2 separate regions of the Homo sapiens genome follow, and region 1 is linked to region 2. The links are chromatin contacts, found by Hi-C or POLR2A ChIA-PET in ENCODE. All regions are on one chromosome and are shown on one strand. Each heading gives the region's core, a stretch centred on a gene start or an enhancer-like site at or near the end of the contact. The rest is flanking DNA. Distances are from core to core; before and after follow the strand shown. Region 1 overlaps BASP1-AS1 (BASP1 antisense RNA 1). Region 2 has its middle 80 kb from the start of MIR10522.

Region 1 (5,829 bases), core at 888-3,387, 110 kb before region 2:
CTAATTTTTGTACTTTTAGTAGAGGCGGGGTTTTGGCATGTTGGCCAGGCTAGTCTCAAACTACTGACCTCAGGTGATCCACCCGCCTCGGCCTCCCAAAGTGCCAGGATTACAGGCATGAGCCACTGCACCCAGCCCGTTAGTAGTTTATTTTTAACGCTATTACAGGGAAAAAAGTTTGTTGTTTTTTAAATTGGGCATCTTTCTTTAATCCCCCATTAAAAGCTTTCTTTATTCCTTGGCTTCTTTGTAAAATCTCGAAGTCTGGGAATCTCTGTCATAGCTTTACAGTCACTTTCAAGGAGCTTTCAGAACCCTCCAAAGCTGGGCCCCACGTAAGACAATCCTGGCTCGAATCACTTGACTTTGCCACCCTGCAGACTCCTGAAGCTACAACACCAGGAAGTGAGGTGAGGACTTTCACCTGAACCCCAATTACATCCACAGTGAGAGGGAACATGCGGGCGGCTGGAGAGCCTATCTTCTCTGAATCATCTGGGGATAAAGTCACAGGCAGGAAAGCAACAAGCAGGTGGCCTTTATCTGGGGATTGGCCATTCCTCCCCACATACTTGCCACAAGCCCTCTAGAATGGAATAGATGTCAAACTCTTGCTGAATGAGTTCATATTCCTACCCTGCTTTTAAATGTTTAAGTCATAATCATCTTAGTTTTAAAGCCTCATTATTGCGGTATTTTTAGCATTCTAGTTTTCCAGATACATATATCATGTTACCAACCACAGTTTAAAAGCTCTTATGGCAACTTACTCATGCGCGCATTTTATTCTCTTTAAATTCTCTCCTAAGATGAGGAAAAGGGGGGTGTAGAAAATTTCCTCTGAACAATCAGAGGATTGTACATAGACACAATTTGGTCATGTATTGAAGTGAACCTTAGCTGGGGAAAAATTAAAACCTAACAAGAAACAAAAGAGGAACCTACTGTAGAAAACAATGAGTTTGTTCAAATGCATTCTTAACATTTCTGTGAGTACTAATCAACCATGAGAAACTTGTATAGCATAAAAGTGTCCACTAGGAGGCACTGCAGTCAAAGCACACAGAAATAGACCCAAAACCCTTAATTTATGTAAACTCACGTGTTTTTATTAATATTGTCAATAGTGAACTGTTTTTGCAAAATGAGAGGTCACTATTTTTCAGACCTGATTAGGAAAAATTGCACAAGGCACTTCTTGCTGAAGAAAAAAAATCCATTTTCTGGCAGCAGGAGTTAGCTGACTCGTGGCAATCCAGAGTTGGCCTCTTACTAAGGTCAATATGCATGTGCTCAGGAAACTTGAACCCACACAAGAATGTGAACCAAGACGGTCAGGCCAGAGATAACATGCGGGTCTTGTAAATGTCAAACTTTGCTTCCTCTGCTCAGCTGAAAACATCCTCTTCTCTTTCCCTTATCCTCCTCCCACCCTACCACTCCTGATGATATCCATAAACAAAAAAATTTTAATGACTCGTAGAAGCTTTAAAATAGGAGGACATTTAATTTCATAACGCATCTGCGGTCACAAGCTGACTGCAGCTGAGTGAAGATACAACCTTTAGCAGTGCTCCCTGACTACAGGTCAAGTGGATGCTCTCCTTGTGACTGTAGCAGATGGAGGAGGAAAGGTAAAGGTGAATGCAAGAGGCTAGAAACATACATTGTGATCCCTTTTTTAAAGCCTTTGATTTTTTAAGATTAAACTAACCCATTTTTTTAAGTATATGATTTGTTCATTAAACTACAAATACATGTCTTGGATTGCAAGCTGAAGAGCAACTGAGAGCTAGGAGAGGCATGATAAGACCCAGGAAAGAAACTACAGCAAGGCGCCCTCATGTCGCTTAGAATACAATGCAGGTCCCTGTAGCTCCTGCTCCCTGAGCCTCCTGGCACGCCTGTTAAACAACCACTGCCTTATTCACGCAGAGAACTTGCCATGCTGGGGTCGCCCAGGGAAAGTGAAGTTTTGGTCAGTGTTTTGGGTTGAATTGTATGTCTTCTCCGAAAAAATATGTTGAAGTCCTAACCCCTCTTTACATGCCAATGTGACATTATTGGAAGGAGGGTCTTTGCAGTTGTCCTCAAGTTAAACTTCGGCCACTAGGTGGCGCTCATCCAATGTGACTGCTGTCTTTATAAGGAGAGGAGATTTGAACACTGAGATGCAGAGACAGAACGCGGTGGGACGACAGAGGGAGAGAGGGGGGTGATGCGTCCACTAGCCAAGGAACACCAAGGACTGTTAGCAGCTGGGAGAGATGGAAGGAGCTCCGGAAGAAACCAGGCCTGCCCACACCTTGATTTCAGACTCCTGTTCTCCAGAATTGGAGAAAATAGATCTCTTGTTTTAGGTCACCCAGTTTGTAGTCCTTCATTATGGCAGCCCTAGGAAACTCATGACCAAATCTGGAAAAAGTAGGCCGGGCACGGAGGTTCACGCCTGTAATCCCAGCACTTTGGAAGGCCAAGGTGGGTGGATCACCTGAGGTCAGGAGTTCGAGACCAGCCTGGGCAACATGGCAAAACCCCGTCTCTACTAAAAATACAGAAATTAGCTGGGTGTGGTGGCGGGCGCCTGTAATCCCAGCTACTCAGAGCCTGAGACAGGAGAATCACTTGAACCCAGGAGACGGAGGTGGCAGTGAGCCAAGATCGTGCCACTGCACTCCAGCCTGCACAACAGAGCAAAACTCCATCTCAAAAAAAAAAAAAAAATGGAAAAAGTAGAATGGAATTCTGGGAATGATAATCAAGAGAGGTTCAACTGCTGAAGCACGAAGTTTTAAGGCTTTTTTTTTCTGTGTCTTCTCCTTTTCTTCCCTATTTTCCGGTCTACTCAACCCCGATATTCCAATTTCTCAATATGAAATATTATTTTTAGTTATCTTTAAACGCACAGCTGTTGGTGATTTCTGGAGACATGCCCATTTTTTCCAGTCCATTTTGTAGATCTCCTCAAATACCTAAAAACTTCACAGTCCAGTTGGCATTTTTAAAGCACTTTGCTCCTTTGAGTTGCTCAAATTATTTGACATAAATGTTCCCTTATTCATGTCAGTTTAAAGGAAAAGATAAGTACAGATCTTATTTTAAACCTCAGGAAATATACAGCAAAGTTAAGCATCTTATAGTAAATCACGTTGCCTTTCAGCGAGTGAGCAGAGCCTGGTGGACGGACTCCCAACTGCCTGTATAGTCTTTTTAAAGTATTATACAATTATATTTTATTCTTTATTACCCACCTACAAGACAAGAATGAATAAATCCTCCAAAATGGTGGTCACTCAAGAGTTGCCTTTTGGGGACCTTTCTCTTTTTTTTGATAGAAATGCCTCTGATATTTTGAGAATTCATAAAATCTCAAACAAAATGGAGCGAGTACCTTGTCATGTTCTAATTCTCCAGTAACCACAAGAATCTTCCTTCCTCTCCATTCCATTCTGAGAAAGAGCCACTTCACCTCTCAGAATGATGGGAAAGATAAGGCACAAGCCAAGCCAAATCTTCTCCCCCAAATTCCCTGGCTCTACACGTCCCTGGGACAGGAAGGTCTCAGCTCGCTGACTTGGGCATCCTCTGTGTGCCACAGGTGGGGGATCACCATAGAGAGCCCTCGGTCGGACTCCCTCTGCCCCTGGCATTCTGCCTCCCAAAGTTAAGTGTCATCTTAAAGATGGAGCCACACCAGGGAAAATTCCCTTATCCTTGCTGTGTTTCAGCAGAAGTGAAACAGACTGGAATTTCCAAAGCTACTAAAGAAAGGAGAAAGGGAAATCAAAGAACATCAAGAAAATTTAACAAGCCTAAAACTCAGAAGCACAGAAACATGGCTGAGCGTGTCCACCGCTCACAGGCCCTGTGCCACCCCTCCTCCAAGCTCACGGGCTTGGTTCACATGATCAAGACCACCCTGTGGCTTCCTTGCTTCCCAGCTACAGAGTCATGGCCACTGAAAAGTGCCACCTCACCTCCCTGCCAAGTCTGTGTCCTAGACAACTAACTCCCTGGATCAGGGGCATTACTGAACTAAGACCAAATCTCCAGATGAGAGAGAGATTATCAGATTCTTCACATGCGATCCAGCTTGTGGGAATGCGGGTGGGGTATAGGAAGTGGTTCAGCCCCATATGGATCCTTATAATGGAAGAATTATGAAAAATATAACCACAGAATAAACATGACAGTCACACAAGATGAGTCAGGTACACACCACAAACTGTGTAGGTCTCAGTGAAAGTAGACTATCTGGCTGAGGTTGGAGGGTCCTAGGCTAGTGCTACGGGGAGACAAGGACATGGTAGACAGGAAGGAGGTGACCCAGGCAGGGAGAAGGAGCAGATAGATTAGGAGGTTGTTGCCAGAAAGTGGGGCAGGCCTGTGGTAGAAATGCATGCCCCAGAGTTAAGGAAGCTGGGAACTGTCAGGAGCAGGTTGTGTGGTGCCAAAGAACACTGACATTTTTCAAATGGTGGGGGATTTGAAAAGGCAAGTGAGCAGCCCAAATGTGATCATAGTTAACGTCGACTGAGTTACACCAGAAATGTGCTAGACACTTCATATGGATCTTCTCATGTAATCCTCACAACAACCCCATGCTATAGAAGTACTGCCGTCCACATTTTATAGAAGAGTTAACAAGCCTTCAAAAAAGTAACTTGACCAAAGTCTCACAGACTAGTGAGTACAAAACCGAAATTAGAACCCACATCATTGGATATTGAAGCCGGAGCACTTAACGCTATATATGCGCACACACACGAGCACACGTGCACGCACACGTGCACACACACACATACACACACACACATCTTAAATATCAAGGACTCTACAGAGCAGGGGTATTTTCCAAAAGGAGGAAGAGTCATAGATTGCAAGTGATCATGGAGTATTGGCGTAAATGGGTCCCCAACCCAGTAGATGAAATGTGAAAAGGGGGAAGCCGGGATACTCTGGAGAGAGCAGAACTTCAGCTAGGGTGCGCATTCTCTGAGACTGAGGACACAGAAGGAAGTATCCACTGAAGAACAGGAATCCCAGACAGCCCAATGGAAAGGGTTGCCATGAGAGTAAAAGAGGAGTCAGGAGTCCATGGGAAAGCCCCACAGAGCAGCAGGGAGCAAGGGCATGCAAAGGAGACAGATTACCAGCCTGGCCAGAGCTTGGGTGATCCTTGGAGATGACAGGATGGTAGGGCAGATGGGACAGACTCCAGGGGGCCGCAAGTGTGCTGCTGTTTCCCCGTCCTCTGAGCTGCCAGGGCCTGGAGCACTCAGCCTGTGGTCAGTTGGTCGCCGGCCCTGGTGGAAGGGGAATCTTTGGGGCCACAGATAGTGGAGGAGGAAGGAGCTCTGCCTGGCCCCCTGGCAGCTGGGAGCTGGGAGCTGCCAGACCTTGAAGGAGAATTAGTTGGTCTAGGAAGCTTACCCTGGCATGACTAGGGAGGTAAAATAATCTGCCTAATGTACATTCCTCTTTTCCCCTGGAAAATCTGAAATAGAGAGCAGCCTGCTCTAAGCATGGTTGTACATTCTGCTTATTTGAAGAAGCCAGGCAAGGAGTTCCCCACAAGCAGCAAGACATGTAGGAACTGTAACGTGGAAGAACCTAAAACTATATTTTTGGTTCTCAGGTAAAGTAGGTCATGTATGGCAGCCATGTGACTAATGTCAGAATCACTGCTTTCTGCCTATTTTTCTAGTCCTCCAACCGTTTATTTATATTTGGAAACTATCTCAACCAGCCACTAACTGTATGTCATGGGCTTTCTCAACCGTCTTGTACACCAGCCATCTCTGACTCCTGCCAGCAGGGATCATGTTG
Region 2 (5,326 bases), core at 15-2,514:
CTAGTAAACTCTGAAAGAGATATATTACAATGTCCTAGAATAATTTGTTTGTTTTTAAGTTATCTTGACATGAGTTTTTGCTTTATGTATTCGGCTTTTTTCCTGCTTTGGCATAAACATGACTGTAATACATTCTTGCGGCTTATACACTTTTATCATTAAATAATCTTTCTCTTTGTCCCATTTAATAGGTATGGATGTTTTCATTGAAGCTCTACAGCTTCAAACCTTGTATCAAACCATTTGGTTAAATGACATGACGGTTAGTTATCAAATGTAAAAAAGCAATATTTTATCTGAATTATTATGGACAAAGACTGGGAAAAAATTGAGTTGTCATGTTAAAGAAGTGGATTATGAGTTAATTATTCCTTTTTTTTTTTTTTTTTTTTTTTTGAGATGGAGTCTTGCTCTGTCGCCCAGGCTGGAGTGCAATAGCGCTATCTCAGGTCAATGCAACCTCTGCTTCCTGGGGTCAAGCGATTCTCCTATCTCAGCCTCCAGAGTAACTGGGTTACAGGCACGCACCACCATGCCCGGGCTAATTTTTGTATTTTTAGTAGAGATGGAGTTTCACCATGCTGGCCAGGCTGGTCTCAAACTCCTGATCTTGTGATCCACCCGCCTCGGCCTCCCAAAGTACTGGAATTACAGGCATGAGCCACCACGCCCGGCCTCCTTAGGTTTATTTTTTATCCTGATTACATTTGTTTAATCAACTGAAGTAATTTCCAAAATAAATGAATAATGTTCTGATTTCTGGTCAACATTGATAGGAATAGGGTAAAACCCATCAACCCAGAAGACAAAACTTACCTATTATTATCTCCACCTTCCCTGCCATCTGTTCCTTATCTGTCTGTCATCAAACAATTTAATTTTGAAAATAAAGTAGGTGTGTCTGGCTACTGCCTGTGGGTGATAGTGAATTTCGTTAGAGTCAGCCGCATTGTTTTTCGGGAGGCGAGGAGCCATCTCAGTTCTAGAGCTGGAGGAAGAAGCAATCCGTGTGATTCTCTGGCTTCCTCTTAGTGACCTCTCTCCTGCTGCAGGGAACAGCAGCACTTCAGTTCAAAAGGCTTGGAACAAACTGATCCTTTTTGTAAATAATAGAAATAAGTTGAGGCTTTACAGACTAGAAGCTACAAGGCGTTCTTTCAGTTGATAAGCTAGTAAGTCAACACTGCTTTACTTTTTACTTGACTTTATGAGAAATGGCATAACCTCAGCTGCACTCTCAAGCAACAGCATTTTGTCAGTAGAAGAATATTGTCAGTACACAGCCATGGCCTCTTCCATCCTTTAGGCAAAGAACATATAAAAGGTTACTATTTCCAATATTCTACTGCCCTAGAAATGGCAGTAAATGCATTTCTACCCATTGTACACTTAGGCAGGGGCAATCAAAGCAACGCTGTCCGTAAATGGCCTTTTATCATTTTTGGTGACAGCTGGAAGGAAGTCTTTAGAAATTTCTCTAAAGGGTGCGGTAGGATGTCAAAGGAATTCTAACTTTTAGCAGGAATCTTGAATGTGCCAAGTTCACACATGGCTGCAATATGTTTAATTCTTAATCAAGTAAATGGAAACAAGATGGTCCGAGGGACTGCAGAGGGTACCCATTCTATTACCCCAGATTAAACTCTTTACGCTTCTCCAAAAGTATTTGGAGATTAGTTGTTTTTTTTTTTTTTTTGAGACGGGGTCTCACTCTGTCGCCCAGGTGCAGTGGGGCAGTGGTGCCATCTCAGCTCACTGCCAACTCAACCCTGCCTCCCAAGCCCAAGGGATCCTCCCACCTCAGCCTCCCAAGTAGCTGGTACTACAGGCACGCTCCTCCACACCCAGCTAATTTTTGAATTTTTAGTAGAGACAGGGTTTCACCATGTTGTCCAGGCTGATCTCAAACTCCTGAGCTCAAATGATCCTTCCGCCTTAGCCTCCCAAAATGCTGGAATTACAGGCATGAGCCTGGCCTACTTTTTATTTTTTTTTAACTACATACCAAATACCAAATAGGAGTTTCTAGATATAGATCACCTGAGGAAAAACGTACAGAAAAAAGTAATTAATGCTAAATAATGATAATAGAATTTTATGTCTCTATCTTCTTACAACCTATAGCAATGAACCTGGAACTCTTAGTGCATCAAGACGTTTTATTTGATTACATGAAACAAATTGTCAGAGGCTGATTTTTCCTCTCTGTCTCCCAGAGTCTCATTCTGTCTCCCAGGCTGGAGTACAGTGGTGCAATCTTGACTCACTGCAACCTCTGCCTCCCAGGATCAAGCAATTCTCATGCCTCAGCCTCCCAAGTAGCAGGGACTGCAAGCGTGCACCACCATGTCCAGCTAATTTTTGTGTATTTTAAATAGAAACGGGATTTCACCATATTGGTCAGGCTGCTCTCGAACTCTCGAGCTCAGGTGATCCTCCTGCCTCAGCCTCCCAAAGTGCTGGGATTACAGGCATCAGCCACGATGCCCGGCCTGTGTTTGCTATTCTATCAGCTTCCAAAAGTGCAAAAAGTTCAATGATCCATTCCTGCTCACAGCAGCACTATTCAGAATAGCCAAAAGATGGAAGTAACACAAGTGTTCATCAACAGATGAATGAATAAGCAAAATGTGTTATCTATATAAAACAGAATGTTATTCATCCTTCAAAGGGAAGTACATTCTGACATATGCTACAACTTGGATGAAACTTAAGGACATTATACTAAGTAAAATGAGCCTTTCACAAAAAGACAAATACTGCATGAATTCACTAACATGAGATATCTAGAGTAGTCAAAATCATAGAAACAGAAAGTGGAATGGTAGTTGCTAGGGCATAGGAGTAAGAGAGAATGAATAGCAATTATTTAATGGGTACAAGAGTTTCAGTTTTACAAGACAGAAAAGAGTTACAGAGGTGGATGGTGGTGATGGTTGTGTAACATTATGGACATTACGGATGTATTTAATGACACTGAACAGTACACTTAAAAATGGTTAAGTTGGGCCTAGGCAGAGGCTCATGCCTCTAATCCTAGCACCTTGGGAGGCCAAGGTGGGTGGATCACGAGGTCAAGAGATCGAGACCATCCTGGCCAACGTGGTGAAACCCCACCTCTACAAAAAATACAAAAGTTAGCTGAACGTGGTGGTGCACGCCTGTAGTCCCAGCTACTCGGGAGGCTGAGGCAGGAGAATCGCTGGAACCCAGGAGGCGGAGGTTGCAGTAAGCTGAGATCATGCCACTGCACTCCAGCCTGGCGACAGAGTGAGACTCGTCTCAAAAAAAAAAAAAAAAAAAAAAAGGTTAAGTTGGTAAACTTTATGTTTTGTGCATTTTACTACAGTAAAAACAAAAATGTGGATAGTTGCTGATTCTGGAGAAGATGTAAATTTTCTCAGTAGAGGTGAAGTGAGTGCAATCTGTGATCAATGTTGTTGGGAGAAAAACAGCTTTTGGTCAACAAGACATACCTCAGAACTGAGGAAGATGGTGAAGAGTCTCCGACGTGTATGTTTTTCATTTAAATTAAAATATGCCTTCCTGGGTCAAGCCAGGACCCAAAGTGTTCAGAGAAAATAGAATTTTATGTGATATTTTGAGTCCAAACAGAAACAGGAAATTCCAGCAACCTCTGGAAAGAGAACAAGTTCCCTTGAGAAGTTCTCACTTAGTTTTCCATATTGAATGAGTTCTGAGTGGTTCAAATGACATCCTGAAACACATGTGAACCATCTCAATCTCCACATATCCTCCGTGCTGGGTAAAGTTCAAACAACTAGGCATTATTTTAAGACTTGGAGTATATCGCCTTGCAAACAGGCTAAGTTAAATTCTACCCTGATAACAGAAGAGATAAAAGTGGCTATTCATATTATTTATGAGATCTTGCCTACCCAAAAATGCAACCACTGAAGTCATTCCATTATGCATAATATCTTGAAGTCCCTTATTAAAGTAAATACACTGTAAGTCACGCAAGGTGGCACATGTTACCACCCAGAACTGTATATCATCTGACTAGGTTAATTACTTATCACTTAACAGAATGGAAATGAGGAAAGGAAAGGAGAAAGAGAAGGAACATTTATTTAGCTCTTCCTATGTGCTTGCATTCAGGTAAGTTCTTTATGTAATTGCTTTTATTGAATCCTTGTAACATTTTGATAAAATAAGTTATTATTGCTTAATTTTTACAGTTAACAGAATTGAGACTTAGAAATATTAAGTAACTTGTCCATAGCTTTGCAGCTAAGAACCTGGTTTTGAGGCTGGGTACAGTGCCTCACACCTGTAATCCCAGCACTTTGGGTGGCCAAGGCGGACGACTCTCTTGAGGCCAGAAGTTTGAGACCAGCCTGGCCAACATGGTGAAATCCCATCTCTACTAAAATACAAAAAAAATGCTGGGTGTGGTGGCACACGCCTGTAATCTCAGCTACTGGGGAGGCTGATGCACGAGAATCACTTGAGCCCAGGAGGCAGAGGTTGTAGTGAGCAGAGATTGCACCAATGCGCTCCAGCCTGGGTGACAGAGCGAGGAATCCAGGTCTGACTGATTCCAAACCCTACCAGGTTAGTATCCACCCAATGTTTGAAGGAGGAAATCAACACAAAAGAATACAGCAGCGCTGCTCAATAGAAATACGATGTGAGGCACTTATGTATAACGCAAGGCACAACTGTAGCCATATTTAAAAAGTATAAAGATTCCATGGCTGGGCACAGTGGCTCATGCCTGTTACCCCAACACATTGGGAGGGTGAGGCAGGAGGATTGCTTGAGTCCAGGAGCTTGACACCAGCCTGGGCAAGATGGCAAGACCCCATTACAGAAACAGTAAAAATTAGCTGAGCACAGTGGTGTGGGCCTGTAGTCCTAGCACTTTGGAAGGATGAGGTGGGAGGATAACTTGAGCCCAGGAAGTTGAGGCTGCAGTGAGCTGTGATCTTGCCACTTCACTCAAGCCTGAGCAACAGAGCAAGAACATGTCTCTCAAAAAATAAAGAAAGAAGTGGTAAAATTAATTTTAATAAGGTATTTTATTTACTTTAATATAGCCAAAATATTATCATCTCAAAGTGTAATTGGCATAAATATTTTTTGTTGAGACAGAGTCTCACTTTCTTGCTCAGGCTAAAATGCAGTGGTGTGATCACAGCTCACTGCAGCCTTGAACTCCTGGGTTCAAGTAATTCTGCCTCAGCCTCCCAAGTAACTGGGACTATAGCCACATACCACCATGCGCAGCTAGTTTCTTAATTTTTTTGTAGAGATGGGGTCTCACTATGTTGCCTAAGCTGGTCTCAAACTCCTGGGTTCA

Evidence for each region. Hi-C counts contacts between places; a loop is a spot of excess contacts on that map. ChIA-PET counts read pairs that join two places held with the same protein, here RNA polymerase II (POLR2A). Pooled maps may share reads with other maps.
Region 1: a loop to region 2 is called in a map of endothelial cell of umbilical vein, with 8 times the contacts of the local background. The contact joins two enhancer-like sites. A Hi-C loop is called at or near these places in 3 of 168 maps with a recorded cell type or tissue (Caco-2, endothelial cell of umbilical vein and ovary) and 3 of 50 pooled maps. POLR2A ChIA-PET finds 5 or more read pairs at or near these places in 2 of 52 experiments (HEK293 and OCI-LY7).

Annotation. Positions count from the first base shown.
Region 1 is chr5:17,185,884-17,191,712 of GRCh38, reverse strand. All of the region lies in intron 1 of BASP1-AS1 (BASP1 antisense RNA 1), which reads left to right. Among named protein-coding and RNA genes, the nearest start is that of BASP1-AS1, 29 kb to the left of the region's middle. RefSeq lists a silencer at 1,139-1,433. Within about 2 kb of position 2,137, at least 5 of the 41 ENCODE cell types and tissues checked have a DNase peak (open chromatin) inside an H3K27ac peak, as active enhancers do.
Region 2 is chr5:17,073,794-17,079,119 of GRCh38, reverse strand. No RefSeq gene overlaps it. Among named protein-coding and RNA genes, the nearest start is that of MIR10522, 80 kb to the left of the region's middle. Within about 2 kb of position 1,264, at least 3 of the 41 ENCODE cell types and tissues checked have a DNase peak (open chromatin) inside an H3K27ac peak, as active enhancers do.